2 separate regions of the Homo sapiens genome follow, and region 1 is linked to region 2. A link is a loop called in an ENCODE intact Hi-C map of the cell type or tissue named here. Cell type or tissue: Calu3. All regions are shown on one strand. Links, peaks and the distances in the headings refer to the core of each region. The heading gives the core; the rest is flanking DNA.

Region 1 (8,345 bases), core at 130-8,129, 380 kb before region 2:
CAGCAGAGGGCTCGTTCAACACAGACTGCGGCAATCCACTCTCGGGTCTTCTGGTTCAGTGGGTGTGGATTGGGGCCCAGGAACATGCATTTCGAACAAGTTCCCAGGTGACACTGCTGGGGCTGGTGGAGACACTTTAGGACCCCTGTGCTACCCCAGGCTGTCTGTGGTTTCTCTCCCTTACTTGACTGTGCCCACCTTGAGGTTTAGAGCCTGGTCCCTTTATTAGGTATCACTCTATTCCCAGAGCCTAACAGAGTGTTTGGGATATAGGAGGCATCCAATAAATACATAGGAATAAGTAGATGATTGAAGAAAGTCTTCTTTTTTTTTTTTCTTTTTTTTTTGAGACAGAGTCGCTCTGTCATACAGGCTGGAGTACAGTGGTATGACACAGCTCACTGTAGCCTCCACCTCCCAGGCTCAAGTGATTCCTCTGCCTCAGCCTCCCGAGTAGCTGGGATTACAGGCATGCACCACCCCCTGCGGCTAATTTTTGTATTTTTAGTAGAGACGGGGTTTTGCCATGTTGGCCAGGCTGATCTCAAATTCCTGACCTCAAGTGATCCACCTGCCTCGGCCTCCCAAAGTGCTGGGATTACAGGCATGATCCACTGTGCCCGGCCTTAAAGAAAGTCTTTACAAGATACTTGGAATGGCTCAGCTCCTCTTTGAATCCAGTTGAACATAAATTGCTGTGATAGAATTCCAGAAGGTGAGGTGAACTTCCTCATTTTACAGATGACGAACTGAGTTCCAGAGACCACAAGTGAACTGCCTGAGGATCAGGAAGCCAAGACCACAACAGCTGCCTGTTAGTATTTTCCTTCTTTAAAAGAATACAGCTTATTAAGCTGTCTAGGGAAACTACGGGAACTTCAGACAATAAACCATTTATCTTAGTGTTTTATCCGTTGTTTCAAACTGAGATGTGGGAAATATAAGAATTCAAATGTGTGTGCTCAACACAGATTTCATGCCTATGATGCACCAGGCACAGTGGAGAGCGTAAGAGATTTGTAAAGCACAGTCCCTTCCATCAAAATCGTACCTTCCAGTTAGGGAGATGAAATTCACACATAAATCCCACGCAGCGATACCAGTCAGCATAAATTGAAAGTAGTGCGGTGCTTGTTATGCATCCGCTAGTGCCGACAGAAGACGAGTGCTCTTTAGAGATGATAAAGCTTCAAGAAGAGGTGGAGTTTGAGCAAGGCCTAAAAAAATGTGAACTGGCAGGAGGAGAGGAGCTTGGAGAGTAAAATAGCTTAAAAGTGCACATCATAGTACATAAAACAGATGTGGAAATGTGCGTATTGAAGTTGGGGATGACGGCATTTGGGAATAAGTGAAATGATAACAGGGTACATTGACAGACTTTCAGAAAAACTTAGAAACCACTGAATATTGTGGAATGACTGCGGTTACTAGGGCAGGGTAGTGACACGGGAAAAGGGAAAGGGAAGCTGAGATTTTCTTCACTCACACCTTACGTGGCTCACTCACCCTTCCACCCGCCCCAGGATCCACTGCAGGCAAAAATATTTCCTGAGAAAATGCATCCCAAGCCTGAGACGCTTCCGCAGTGTTTATCTCAACTTACCTATGGCATGGATGTAATGACAAATAGGACTCTTGGCTCATATAATCTAAGATTTCCAAATTTATTTATCTGCATATGAAGAATGCACAGTTTATTTTGTAGCCACTGCCTGTGTTTCTCTGTTTCTAAGAGGATGACTTCTCTACCCCTTGTTTGGCATGAACCCGTGCCATGCAACCACGCTCTTACCCTATCCTCTACCAACAACCACAATTCTTTCATGTGAACTGCTTTTTTTTTTTTTTTTTCGGTCTAAGACCAAACAACAACAACAATTAAAAAAAATAATCTTTGGTCTGTGGTTAGATTGTAAATCAAAACTGCCATTCCTGAAGTTAAGTGAACCTCAGTGCAAAAGCCTTCCTGAAATTGTTCCCAGAGAAATTCCCTAACTAGCCTTTCATCTGTCTTTTTTGTACATCAACCATATTCAGCCATTTGTGTCTGGAATCCAACTAGCCCATCTGCTCCTGTTTTTAATAATTTTCTAGCACATTGCTTAGTTCAGCAGCCCCTCCAATCTCAATGAGGCCATTCTGACTCAATTGTTTGTTCTCTTCTTTCTCTTATAGAAATTTGTATTTTGCTTTGAAAGGCCGCTTTCTTACTCAAGACCATCCAACTCCCCATAGGGACTCCTCTCCTTACACACACTCCTGTGATTAGGATATTGTTGTCTCATCTTCAGACTGAATACATTGTTCAGGATTTGTTTATTTTATAGGATAAATTCCAAGTGTTACTCAGCAACAACCTTCATATTGCTATAGTCTCCTTCCAACTAAGGATATTCTTAAATCTACATGTGGATTCCAGGGAATATTTGAGTACTTTTTAAAATGTGATTTTACAAGAATTAGTGGATCACAATACAGATCAAATTTGAAAATGATTTTCACAAAAGACCACATAGAGAGGTTGTTTCTGAAAGTGTTAATCCATGCAGCATTGTAAATGCTTTCTGCCAGCATTTGGTTGTTCTAATAATATTGTTTATTGTCACAGGTTTTTAAAAAATCTATAAATATATTTTTAATTATGTAGAAATATTATACCATATGTAGCTAGCTGTCACTCTTCCTGCATGTATATGTTAAAGAAGAAGTTGAAAATTGAATATTTAGCTTGGATATCATGAGTTTAATCATGAGAGTTTAACACAAAAACAAAAGGCAACTAACCAGGGGAAAAAAAACCCCACTTCAATCCCTTTATTGTAAATCACAAGTTAATGAATCTATTATAAATTCACAGACTTTATCTTGCTAATTAAAAGAAATCATTAATCCTAGACTACTAAGTGAATTCATCAAATTATAACAGAAAACCAAGTATAAAAACTGACCAAGCATTAAGAGATACTCTGAAAGCATTATCTATATTGCCCAAATCTCTGCATTTGTGAAGTTTATTCACTAATCCTATTAGTTTCTGATTATGGGCTGTTAAAATAAGAAGTAATATATTACTATAATAAATGTTTGATGTTAGTAACCAATAATTATTTCCAAAGAATTTTTAATTAACCAGTAGCCTTATAAACCACAAGGCAAGGCAAATTAAATACTACTTTAGTAAAAAAAATATTTCTTTAAGTGCTTATTTTTTACAAGAAGGTAAATCATTAAAAGCAACTGAAAATGGACTTCTCAATTTGAAAGTCATAGCCGATAGAATTGAAAATATGTAGTATTTTCATTATTTTCTGAAAACACTTGTTAAGTCCCTATGGTACTGACTCACTTTCAAATTTCTGAATGTCTACCAGAATGAGACACTCTTGTGCTGAAAATCCACTGGAGAATTATCCTCGATATAGGATAGCAATATCTATCCCATTGTTTCATTCAGATGTAAATGTGTATACATTTCCTCTGCATTCTTGCCTTCAGGGAAGCTTTATTTTGGCATAATAAATGTTTGAAAATACTTCCTAATAGCATACAGCTTTTATTCTAGCTATGGACAACTGTATAGGAAATATATTTTAACTGGTTAAAAAAAACCCTTTCAGACTCTGTATTGTCAAACACACATTAGGTGAAAAGCATGAAAAATGCTATTTAAAGGCATGCTCAGGGGCTAACTGCAAGCTTGCTTTCCCCTGACACAATCAACTACTCTTTGTCTTTCTATGTGTATGTGTGTTTATATAATATATATAGCTCGTCCTCTGCAAGAAAGACGCTGTCAAAAAGGGGTGGGGAGCCTCAGAAATCATTCGCAGTGTAGATTTACCAACATGGTTTCAGTTTATGTCTTCCCCAAGGCAATAACTCTGTGCAGATGTTGAGGAAACCAACTTCCTACAGTGTTTGAAACACAAATCATTAACTTGTTACCAGTCTACATGGGAAGTCAGAATACAAAACAGCTTAAATATGTTAACTTAGATGCAGTCAAGCTTGTTCCCATTCATTTGAACTACTGAGAAGTCAGTACAAAATCCACAAACTTCCTATGCCTTGGAGGATTGCTTTATTCTCTGAAGAATACACTACTATGTCTGAATACATTCTCCAGATATTTGTACAATTCAACAATTTGATAGACACATTCATAGTGAGAAAAAAATGTAACAATTCAATATTATAAAACAAGGAACACAAAATCTTATTGGACAGAACCTAATAAAAGATGTCATTGTTCAACTCATTACTCAGATAATGTGGTAAACATTTCTAATGCCTCACCACCATTGAAGTGACTCAGCCCACTCAGGTTAATTCATTCAGGTAACTATTATTTGTTAAGTGCCTATTATTTTCTGGATAACTCAAGTTCAAACAACATGAGTTTTCATGAGCAGAAAAATAAAAACTCTCTTATATTCTAGTTTGCAGAAAGAAGTAGTAAAATAAAATAAGTAAAACCTATAGAATTGGTGATAAGTAAAACTTAAAAGAGAAGTAGAGTGGGAGAAATCGTGTTGAATAGTGTGAAATAGCGTTGAAATAGTGTTTTCAACGGGCAGGCCTCACTGAGATGGTGGAATTTGAGAACAGATCTTACTGAGAAATAAGCCAAAGGGATATCTGGGGAAGAATATTCCAGGAAGAGGGAAGAGACTGGGTGAAATTCTTGAGATCGAACAATAGCACCCCACTTACTTTCTATATAGCTTATTTATCCACTGAACATTAGAGTTCTTAGGACTAGTATAGCATGAGGTAATTGTGGTGGTTAAAGGAAGAATACCTGTAAAGAACTTTGCCCAGAACCTGGAAAGTAACTGATTACATTTTAGAAATTGTCATAAACTGATGATACGTTAAAATTACTTATTCTTCCAATCTTCCCCAGAGACATTATCAATGTCCACAGCCACTTATCAAGCAACTGAGACATGTGCTAGGGAAACCAAAGCATGACAAATGTGTCCTGAATTCTAGGATTTCTGCTCGATGAATACGACAACAAATGCATGCATGACCAATGCACATATAACAGAAAGGCAAAGTTAGAATATTAAGAAAGTGGGGGCCTGGTACGGTGGCTCACACCTGTAATCCCAGCAGTTTGGGAGGCCGAGGCAGGCAGATCACGAGGTCAGGAAATCGAGACCATCCTGGCTAACGTGATGAAACCCTGTCTCTACTAAAAATACAAGAAAATTAGCTGGGCGTGGTGGCGGGCGCCTGTAGTCCCAGGCTGAGGCAGGAGAATCGCGTGAACCCGGGAGGCGGAGCTTGCAATGAGCCGAGATCACGCCACTGCACACCAGCCTGGGCGACAGAGCAAGACTCTGTCTTAAAAAAAAAAAAAAAAAGAAAGAAAGAAAGAAAGAAAGAAATTGGGGCTGGGTGCAGTGGCTCACGCCTGTAATCCCAGCACTTTCGGAGGCTGAGGCAGGCGGATCCCCTGAGGTCAGGACTTCAACATCAGCCTGGCCAACATGGTGAAACCCCGACTCTACTAAAAATACAAAAATTAGCCAGGCGTGGTAGTGTAGGCCTGTAATCCCAGCTACTAGGGAGGCCGAGGCAGGAGAATTGCTTGAACTCGGGGGCGGAGGTTGCGGTTTGCGGAAACTGCGCCACCGCACTCCCGCCTGGCCGACACAGCAAGATTCCGTCTCGAAAAAAAAAAAGAAAGAAAGAAAAAAAAGAAATTGGTTGAAATAATACTATGAATATTTGCAGTTAGTCTTCTAACCATGCTTGAAACAACTGCAATTTTTAAATACTGTCTTATATGGTGCAGTGAAGTTTGAAACTGATGACAAAATTCACCCACATTTCTTTACCGGACCTTCATGTAGTAGTACATCTATAGATTATGTGTAGTATACTAAAACTCAGAAGTGTTGCCAAGAGAATTTCTCCTTTGTTCACAGAAATTTCTTGTTGCCTATGTTTTTCTTATCATACTATGACTGAAGGCATCAATTCCTCATTTCTAGACTAATAGGAAAGCCTCACAAAATCAATATCCGTATTATCAATTGGAGCTTGGTGGTCAGATATAGATCCACAGTCTTTGCAGACATTGCTCCATTTTTGAAGAAAAACAAAGTATTCAAATTTATAGTACAAATACTATCCCACCTTTCAAGGATACTAATCTACTATTGACTTGGGAGGGACTGATTATTACTGAAAGAAAGTCAAATAATTTCTTCTTTACTTGAAACATAGCGCCTCAAACTGCAGCTCACTACCAATATGTACTTTCTTCATATTGAAGGTAAGACAATATTTCGCCTTCACAGAGAGAAAAGACATAGGAATTCTGCAGAACGCTCAAGGTGAAGAGACAGAACTTGAAAATCCTGAAGACAGAGGAAGAGCAGAATAATAAGACTTATTATACAGTCAATTATTTTCTCACCATGAATTAACATGAATTCAAACCAAAAAGAGCATTTCAAATGAACAGAGGACACACACATATTTGCAAAATGCCCTAAAATGACTCCTCTTGAATAGTAGTCGAAAGAGGCACCTATTTCTATGCAGATTTGTGTGGCACCTAGCGCTTTGCTGTACTTAATACTTTATGTTCAATATAGGTAAAAGGTGAATAATGCCTTTGTCAGTATCCACTAAAATGAAGATAGATCTCCTCTCCAGGAATATTGTAGCTGGGCTAAATATTTTATGGCAGAAGATTAGGGAGCTGTCTCACATCGTACACATCGTGGTCAAAGTGGAGAACGTCTTCCTACCCCTGAAGGAATTCCTTCCAGGTGCAGGCATATGGATAAACAGAACAATCCCGACTGTGCCCTGCCCCGTTCCCCCGCCACAGAGGAGGTAGTTGAATGGTTAGACCAGTGGACTTGGGAAAAATAAACTGTGCTGCACTGAGCGCCGTATTTATCCTTCTCATGAGCCATCCTCTACGGGGAGAAAGAATTTAGTATTCCACTGGTGTAGGTTCCTCTTGACTAATTAATAAAAAAATACGTTTTGGCCACAATGTGCCATATTTGGTTTTATTTCTCAATTGTTGGGAAGCTTGTATGGGGAAGATAGTTGCAACTTACGGGGTCTTTTCAGAGGCCTCAACGATCCTGGCCCTGTGTCTGTGGCTATCTGGCCATCGTAATTTACCTAAAGAGAACATCTGTATAGCGGAAGGTATTTCCAGGGACAGAAGAGGCACTGTCCTAATGCTACGTGTCAAGACATGACCCGGTGAATTACCATAGTAATAACAATGATTTAACATTAATTGCGGGCTTACTGTTTGAAAAGAATGGTTTTAAATACTGTATTTGTAGTGACCCACTTAAGTTCCCACAACAACTATCTTATAGATGATAAAACGGAAACACAGAGAAGCTGAGTGACTTGCAAAGTTCAATCAGAGAAGGGTAAAAGCATTTGGATCCAGAAAGCCTTGCTCTAAAGCAGCACCCTCGAACGCCTTGCTATACAACAACTGACAAGAACAGAAATGCCACACCATGGCCTGAAGGCCTGAGCACAGGGAGTAAGGGCGGCACCTGGTCCCGCCCCAGGGGCAGCTCTGCAAGGTTGCCCTTCTTTGATGGAGTATCCGAGGCCTCCCTAAAAGGACCAGTTGATTGCCACTGATGTGAACCGATTCAAAGCGAGATCAAAAAACGATAAAGGACCTCATAAGAAATTTAAAATCCGGCCGGGCGCCTTGGCTCATGCCTGCAATGCCAGCACTTTGGGAGGTCAAAGCGGGCGGATCACGAGGTCAGGAGTTCGAGACCAGCCTGACCAACATGGCGGAATAAAATACAAAAATTAATATACTAAAATTATACAAAATTACACAAAAATTATACAAAAATTAAAATATTAAAAATTCAAAAATTAGCTGGGCATGGTGGCATGCACCTGTAGTCCCAGCTACTCCGGAGGCTGAGGCAGGAGTATTGCTTGAACATGAGAGGCGGAGGTTGCAGTGAGCTGAGATCCTGCCATTGCACTCCAGCCTAGGCGACAGAATGAGACCCTGTATCAAAAAAAAAAATGTTTAAAATCCTTCCTTCCTCACTCACGCATGCTTCACATGTTTATAAAGCACACAGGGCGAGCCTGGGGATGCCAAAGATGACTGATTTCCTCATAAAGAGAGCCGGTCAGGCTGACAGCTGGAAAGAGCTCTCTGGACCATTCAGCTGAATGAAATTGGAGAAATTTTCTCTGAGTTCTGGAAGAGAGACCAGGCCTTCCATGGTTTGAATGTGGCCTCACTAAAATTCAGGTGTTGAGGACGTGCTAGTATTAATGAGGGTGGAATGGGGTGCTTTTAAGAGGTGATT
Region 2 (8,345 bases), core at 37-8,036:
GAAATATTATTTGGGATAAATCTTACATCCTCATCATTTCTGCTAAAATTTATATCGGAAGATACATTTTTCACTGCTGTACTCATCTAGAATAATTTTTTATATTATGATTTTTTCCTTATATATAGCGCTAGAAACTTTTTCTTCTTATTAAAAACTAATAGTGCCTCCCAATAAAACACCCAAGTTTCAAATATATATGCCTTTTCTATAAATTATAAGTGAAAGTCATGTTCAGTCATACTTGACACTAAGAGAAACCAAACAGGCAGGTGACAAGACAGAAACTAAAGGATAAAAGGTTTCATCTTTTGCTTGATCTTCACTGACTGATAAACCCATGTTAACTCCCAGAAGATAACTTAATGGAGAAAAAACCAAAATCTCTGCTTCTTCATAATCTCTCAATCCCTCTATATGAGTTTCAAAAACTTAATTCAGTTGAAATATTAGGTTGGTGCAAATGTAATTGCGGTTTTATATTTAAGTCTAAACCCAGTGGCTACATTTTATGGTGCTGGAAGAAAACTACCTAATAGAGCTATATTATAGCTCTATTAGAACAATGTCCTAAGGAGATGGAATGAAAATACAAATAATGCAGAAAGTGCATTAAAATTACTGTAATAACAAGTGCAAACACTTGGTGAATGCCAAGCTTCAACTATTACCACGAGGCTTAGGTTAAACACAGGTCCTCTACTTAACAGATATCTATTTTTGATCAAGTTTTTAAAATGAGAATTTAAAGTTGATGATTAGACTATTTTCCAAAATTCTTCAATAGGCACATTGCCACTCCCATTACCAAGATTCCCAGTGAAAACTGATGACCCATGTGTGTATGTATATATGTATGTATGTATGTATGTATGTATGTATGTATGTATGTATCCAATATTTCCCTCCATAAACTTGAACTCAACTTCAGTAGCATATTACAGGATTCTATCAGTCCAATAAACTTAACTGAAAACGCTCAGTACTATACGAAGAGTATTTAGTGATTATATTTTTAAAGTCTCAAAATATGTAGAAATACATATGTCAAAGTTATATCAAAATTATGTCAATCTTATCAGCATTTCATTTATATTGAGTTTACAGAAAAACTTACAAGGCACCCGGTTTTCTCTGAAGACATATATCACATGAGCAATGACCATAATATACCTACGTTTAACCTAATTTTACTACATTAACATTGCTTTGACCAGCTGATTTTTAAACTATCAATAAGAGTTATATTGGAGGAATTTAACACATTTAATAGAGATGATAAATTAGTAAATGTCTGGTATTCATATTTTCAAACATTTAAATATGGCATAAAACTTTCAGCATCTTACACTGAAACCCTTTTGTTCTTGCCTGTGTAAAGGGGCATAAATTTAGAATGGAATAAATTTAGAAAAATCTATAATCATTTAATCTGTGTGGCAACAGGCGGGATAAAATTAGTTCCTTCAGAAAGGTAGTTATACTATTTTATAACACTGGGAGTTCTAAGCCTTCTTGGATATTATGCGAATGTGAAAGAAACATAGTTTCAGAATGCAAAAGTAAGTACTTTGCTACAGACGTTATCTGAAGATTTAGAAAACAGTCACATATATTTTATAAACATGTGCCCTCAGTGTAAAGCATGTTTAATTCAAATGATTGCTAGTGCTACATTTTTCAATGGCATCGTGTCTGTCTCTAAATTCCTTAATATGTTTGCTGTATGGCTGTAACTTTTAAATTGCTAAATGATGACATTAAAGTAAGACCTAATAGGATTTTTTTCAGAGTAGTTAAGCTCAGTTCTCTGCCACGGTAAAATCTATGACAAAACACAATGAAAGGAGCAAGAGATGGGAGATGAGCAGACTAGATTGAAGAACCAGTTCTTTCCTGAAACGGTGCAACAAAGCAGGTGCCTAAGTCTTTGCCGTTCTGCCTGTGAAATGGGCAGCCCATTTGTCTCTGTTCACTTTAAAGCTATTTTTTCAGATGCATGACTGATTGCAAAGTTTTAAAATTTTTGTAGGAAGGCAGATTCTCTCCTCATGTTATTGTTACCATAATATATCAATGTAAGGATTTTTTAAAGTGGCTTTTGAAGAATTTTGTCTTTGTCTCTGAAGGTAAAATGAATGTGACCAGATCACACCAGATCTAAATTTCATGAAATTTTGAGGAAAAAGGAACATCAATTCACAAGAATGACTAAAAAGTTTTATTAACTTTTTCCTTCAATTTAAGCTGCAGTAAATTATTTGAAGAAATAAGTGTATTTAGCTATCTTAACTTTGCAAAACACAAATTCAGTTGCATTTAGAATACTAAAAAGTATTCAAAATGATGTTTGCTTACGTTCAAATGCAAGTTTTTATACTCTTTTAAACTATAACACAATAATTAGACTTTTATTATGGCAGAATGCATTGTTTTTCATGTCGTTGTGAGTCACTGCAATATATAACCAAAGGACCAGTTGACATTTCTGACATGAATGAATCATCCTGTACTCTAATATGCACAAAAACTATTTTCAAATGCTTTATGAATGAAAAAGAAGCCTAAAGAATTGAAGTTTCTGCAGATATATTCCAATCATATTTCAGTAGACACAAAATTTTTTCCAAATATGACAGTAAAACCAGTGTCTCCCCTAAAGTGAGCTCCATACACATTTATTTGGCCTCTTTGTGATTACATCGGGATAAATGAGTGTTATGCAGGTTCCAGTATAGTTTTCCACTGCTCCATCTGCTGGATATGTCTACATCTCCTGCACCAAAGTGGTAACCTCTGAAAAGTAACATGAACTAATTCAGCAGGTGGCTTCAAAAGGCTCAAGCACGTTGCTTGGAAACTTACTATGACTTCTAAATTTTTGTTTCACTAAAAACCTCCTATTTCATCGTAAGAAAAAAATAATAATAATGAACCTATAACTATTACTAAAATAGTATGGCACGGAAGATACGTTTCCCAGTAGGTGATACGTTACAAACAAGAAGGCACTGGGCAATTCATTGCAGGTTTGCACACCGCTCTGATCTTACTGATTTTGGCATTTATCTGAGAGGTTTCAGAGTCCTTCACCTAATCTAGAAATGGAAATCGTATGCATAAAAGTTTTAAAGAGATTTTTAAGCATGTCTGTTATTAAGCACATAAATACCACAAAAGGAAATCATGCCTCTCCAAACACGATTTACCAAGGATCAGGGAGCCCTTAGCATTTTCCCCCGCAGCGTCTTTGCAGGCAGCTCCAGAGTTGCGCTCTCCGACGAGGCAGCCCCACTTTTCCTCCTTCTTCCAGTCACAGACGGGACAACGTGCAGCTGCCGCCACCGGCCAGGCTGCTGTCACCGCTGTCACCGCTGCCGCCGCCGCCGCTGCTTCAAAACCATAGCGGCTACTGCAAAGAAAGGGTTACTCCTCTCTTGGAGTCAAGTGGCTGCAAACTTCACCTGCTTTTCATGTACCTTCTCCTGCAAACTTGTACGTCCTTCCGTGCAGAAGGAGCAAGGAAAACCATTACCAGCATCACAGGGAACATCATAATGAAGGACACCCCCGGAAGGTAAGACCTGCGAGTTATTCCGAAATACGATCTTAATCCAGATGAGAACCACCGCTGCCAGCAGATCCTCCCCCCCACCCTCCTCTCGGTTCCCATCAGCGAGCGGAGCCCATGCCGCCAGGGAGGGCGGCTGCAGCGGCCGCCCGCATGTGCGAGGTGGAGGTAAAGTTTGACAAATGATGACCACTCCGGGAAGGGGAAGAATCTAGGCAGCCAAAAATCCGCGCGGGGTGTGCTAGGGAAGAAGCCGCGCCAGGAAGCGCCACGTACCTTGCTGCGGTGCCAGGCGCGGAGGCTGAGGAGAGAGTCGGTGGAGGTGGCGGGGCGAGAGTCCAGCCCTGGCCGCGGGCTCCCTCCCGGGGCGAGCGGAGCCGCCGCCGCCGCGGCCGGGCGCAGGGCCGAGCGGCCGCCGCCTCGCCAAAGGCGCTGGGCAACGCCACTCACTTGGCCCGGGGAAGTTGGGCAGCCTCCGCCGCGGCCTCGGCACTCGGCGAGAGCAACACGTTTAGTTTGAACTTTCCAGCTCCAGTCCCGGCAAATCCACACTCACGCACACACGCGCGCGCGCGGACAGCCTCTCAGAGGCGCGCGAGCGGGCCCCGGTGGCTCTCTGGTCGCGTCTTGCTCTCTCCCTCGCTCTTATTGGCGCGGAGGTGATTGTTTTATTTATTTATTTCCTCCTCCCGGCTCCATCCCTCCTCCCCGCGCCTCCCTCTCCGGCTTCCCCTCCTCCTCCTCCTCCCCGGTCTGCGGGGCCGGCCGCGGCGGTCGCTCCAGCTGCAGCGTGGCGGGGCTGCGCGGCGGGACCCGGCGGGGGCGCAACGGGTGGGGGCGCTCCGGGCGGGGGCGCGGGGCCGGGCGGGCGGGGACGCCGGGGCTGCCGCCTTGGCTGAGGTGAGGGAATGTGGGGGAGGCGAGGGGAGGACGCTGCCGCCTGCCGCACTGTGCTGTGCCGGGGGCACCCAGCCGGCTGCTGCCGGGGAGAAGCGGGGCGAACCCCGCGCCGCGGCCGAGGAACTGCGCGAGGGGCGGCTGGCTCGGCGCGCCGGGACCCGGCTCCCTCTTCCGCCGGCCGGGCGAGAAGGCTCAGTCGCTTCCTAGCCACCGCCACCCCGCTTCCTTTCCTGCTCTCCCCGGGGGCTCCCCACAGCCCCTCGGGGACGCTCGGACGCGCGCCGCCACCGTTTATCCACAGAAGACAGGGGTTTGCATTTGTGAATGGTGGTTTCAGCGCTACGCGGTTAGGCTGCCTCCACTTTCGAGCCGCCGCTGCCCCGACTCTCGGGAAAGGTGCAGCCACAGCCGGGCGGGGCGGGCTCAGGCCTCCGGGGCAATGAAGTGGGAGTCTGCGGACCACGGCCCCCGGCGCGAGTTGGGGTGCCTACGTGACACTCCAGACCCACCTACAAGAGCCAGGGCGGCAGTGGCTCTGCTGCTACCATTCGCCCCAAAATGAGCTCTAAAACGGCAATTGACCGCTGTTGCTACGGTCTTTCAGTCACGGCCTACCGGGCTCCCAAACCTGCGGGAGAGGCGACCTGAAAGCCGGCCGCCCTCCCCCACACCAGTTACCCAAAGGCCGGGCTGGAAAGAGCCCTGGGCGTAGACCCGGAGACCGGCGGGCGGCTCTCTGCTACCTGCCCCGCTTCCGAGCGGCTTCTCCAACGCCAGCCCTTCCAGGCTTCCCGTTAGGTAAACCTGTTTTGGCTTTTTTTTTTCTCCTTTGATTTGCTATTTATTTATTTTTAGGAATTCATGATTTCAGTCACAAAAGGGGGAAAAATTAAAAGGAAGTAAGTCTACAATAGATCTGCATAAATACAGCCAGTTAACTAAGCAGCATCACAAAGGCTGCAATGTAAATCTCACGCCTTGGAATTGGAGGCAGGTTGGTTTCCTCAGCGTTTGCCCTCCGAAGTCCTCACAGCCTTGGACTGCATTGTACAAGGTCTACAGATACAGGAAGATGGTGACACTGGAGTCCTTGCCCTGATCCGTCACAGTATGCATATGTATGTAAACTGTGCTTTCCTTTCTATCCAAACCTTCCAATTTCCCTGAAATGTATTCATTAGCTATGCATTTCTTAGTCTTCTGGATCTTTTCTCAGAAATTCACCGTTAAGGGTACAAATACTACTTAAGGAGCCGGTTTTACATACTTTACATTTTCCTTGACATCCCGAGTAAGCCCCCCAGAGGTCAGACGGGGAACAGGTGAGGTCAGAAAATGGGAGAAGGTGGAAAAAAAATGTTTATCTTTTAGGTGGAAAAAAAAATGTTTATCTTTTCAGCATGTTCTAGTTCTCTTGCCCCAGCATAATAATGTGCACTTGCCATTTTCAAAGAAGGAAAACAGCAAATGCCCATTTCTGGACCTTTAACTACTCCCGTACTCATGAAACACCGGCTTATTACTGAGAAAAACGGCCACCCATAATTCAATTTAAGACCTTTATTGAATGGAGGAATCTAGAGATAATACCTAAAAGGCAGTAAAGTGCCTTACTGGTCAGCTGAGTGGCGGACATGAAGATGTGCCCGTCTGTGATGACATCTATGCCAGTGAGATAGTAAGAGTTTCACTCAAAATCTGAAAGAACCACGTGCACTTTTAAAGCCAAAGCTTTGGAAACACATGTATTTCTCCAGAATTATAGTCCCCTGCTCCAGAGGTAGGCAGCCTCTAATATAGGGAAATACCTGTCTGATATTGATAGCTTCGACTGTGTTTTACATACAGCGTTTTCTGTATACACACACACATATACACGCACACACACACATATATGAATCTAACATGCACGCACACACACATATATACATATGTATCTAACACATATATACGTACATATATATATATATACACACATACACACACGTATTCCCCAACCCACCACCATAGTTTGAACAACTCTTAAAACAGCATACTTTTTCTAATTTTCTCTGAGGTAATGCAGCTGTTCTCCTTGTCCCTCCTCCCCATTTCCCCACACACTTGCACCCAATATGCTTCTCTTCTCCAGTGTCCAGTGGTAGCAGTGTTCACTGAGTTTTGCAATCCACATTATGATGGCTGTATTCACTTACTAGAGAAACACACATTTGATGCTGGGAATGATATTGACTCTAGATGCAGCAAACATCATTGTCACAGTTATTAGATGGAGAAAAGATGAAACCAGGAATTGATTTCATCATCATAGTAAAGAACTGAATATTGTATAATGTCTATTTTCTGGAAACATCATCTGTTTCAATGATTGTGTTTATGTTTGTACCCACAGCCTAAGGCCTGATTCATAGAAATTTAAAAATATGTGTAGGGTGAATTAAAATTACGAATACATAAACAGGGTGGATAGCCTATTTCTTTGTTAAGGTCACTGAATCAGAAGGAAAATGAGATTAAACATAGGTAGTAAGGGATAACTTAATGTTTTCAAAGGTTATTGTCAGAAATAACAAAAATATACTATCTTTATGTAGAATATAAAAATGTGTAACTGCATTGAATAAATTTATTTAAAAATATTATTTAATTTCTTACTAAAGGGATGGAAAATAAAAGGACATAGAAAGGTTCTGAAGGGGACAGAGGGATGGAAGTTGTGACCGTAAGGGAAGGAAGCTGCAATGGTGGTAGAGGAGGGGCATAATAAGAATATAAGAAACATGGAGAGAAAGAAAAGTATGAGAATCCCTTGATTCTGGCCGAGAACATCAGCAGTCATCAGAAAATCCCTCTTAAACCCTGCTTAATATCCTGAATTTGTGAAAATTTGCCTAAACAGTTAAGTTGCTTGCGTTACCACTGATAGAGCTACATCATACAGGAGAGTGAAACCAAACCAATAATTCTCACTTCCACAGTCAAGAACTTCACTTTTCCCACTTTTTCATAAAAGGCACACTGAGTCATGAATGTATATGGTACCATAATTTTAGTTCAATGTTTTAAAATTTATGAATGCACGTTGGCAAGTCACATAACTCCATCTTGTCCAGAGTCCCTACTTGTAATTTGCAACCAGTGATCTATTTATTTGTGTTTGTGTGTACATATGTATGTGTATGCAGACATATTATCAACATCTAACCAAAGGCACTGCAGTGTGTACATCTAGGTTACACATATGGAAACTGAAGCTCAAAAATAAAAATAAAAAATCTGTATTATTTGTCCCTGCTGGTAAAAAATATGTAAGCATTGCAATTTTGAATACCTAGGGTTAATACTAAACCATTTGCATGTTAGAAAATGACTACCAAAAAAAAAAAAATCATTTAAAAAGGTGTTCTTGGCCGGGCATGGTGGCTCAAGCCTGTAATCCCAGCACTTTGGGAGGCTGAGGAGGGCAAATCACAAGATCAGGAGATTGAGACCATTCTGGCTAACAGGGTGAAACCCCGTCTCTACTAAAAATACAAAAAAATTATCTGGTCCTGATGGCCGGCGCCTGTAGTCCCAGTTACTCGGGTTGCAGTGAACCCTGATCACGCCACTGCACTCCAGCCTGGGGGACAGAGTGAGACTCCGTCTCAAAAACAAACAAAAAACAAAACAAAAAAAAGATGTTCTTGATCTGTAATGTGTTTCATCTCTTGCTTCTCCAAATTCTTCAGCATTTATCATTATGGTGAATCTAAAAAAAAAATCACTAACATAATATACTCATTTTTTATACATATTTGCACTTTATAAAACATAGATTTTCTAACTCTCCTATGTTCACTTTGCTTGTTAGAGTTGAAGATAAAGGTTCCTC

What was found. A loop is a pair of places that touch in the nucleus more often than their neighbours do. Peaks named below come from ENCODE experiments on the same cell type or tissue, not always from the same donor. Only the 100,000 strongest peaks of a DNase experiment are listed, where the experiment ranks them.
Region 1: it touches region 2 in a loop (2.5-fold over the local background); 1 of 110 quality-filtered maps calls a loop at or near these places.

Annotation. Positions count from the first base shown.
Region 1 is chr4:180,430,273-180,438,617 of GRCh38, reverse strand. All of the region lies in intron 2 of LOC105377567 (a long non-coding RNA gene), which reads right to left. Among named protein-coding and RNA genes, the nearest start is that of LINC00290, 720 kb to the left of the region's middle. In Calu3, for the core only: no CTCF peak of the experiment used is centred there; no DNase peak of the experiment used is centred there.
Region 2 is chr4:180,054,785-180,063,129 of GRCh38, reverse strand. No RefSeq gene overlaps it. Among named protein-coding and RNA genes, the nearest start is that of LINC00290, 1.1 Mb to the left of the region's middle. RefSeq lists an enhancer at 4,010-4,089 and a silencer at 4,550-4,679. In Calu3, for the core only: no CTCF peak of the experiment used is centred there; DNase peaks (open chromatin) are centred at 4,019, 4,939 and 5,119.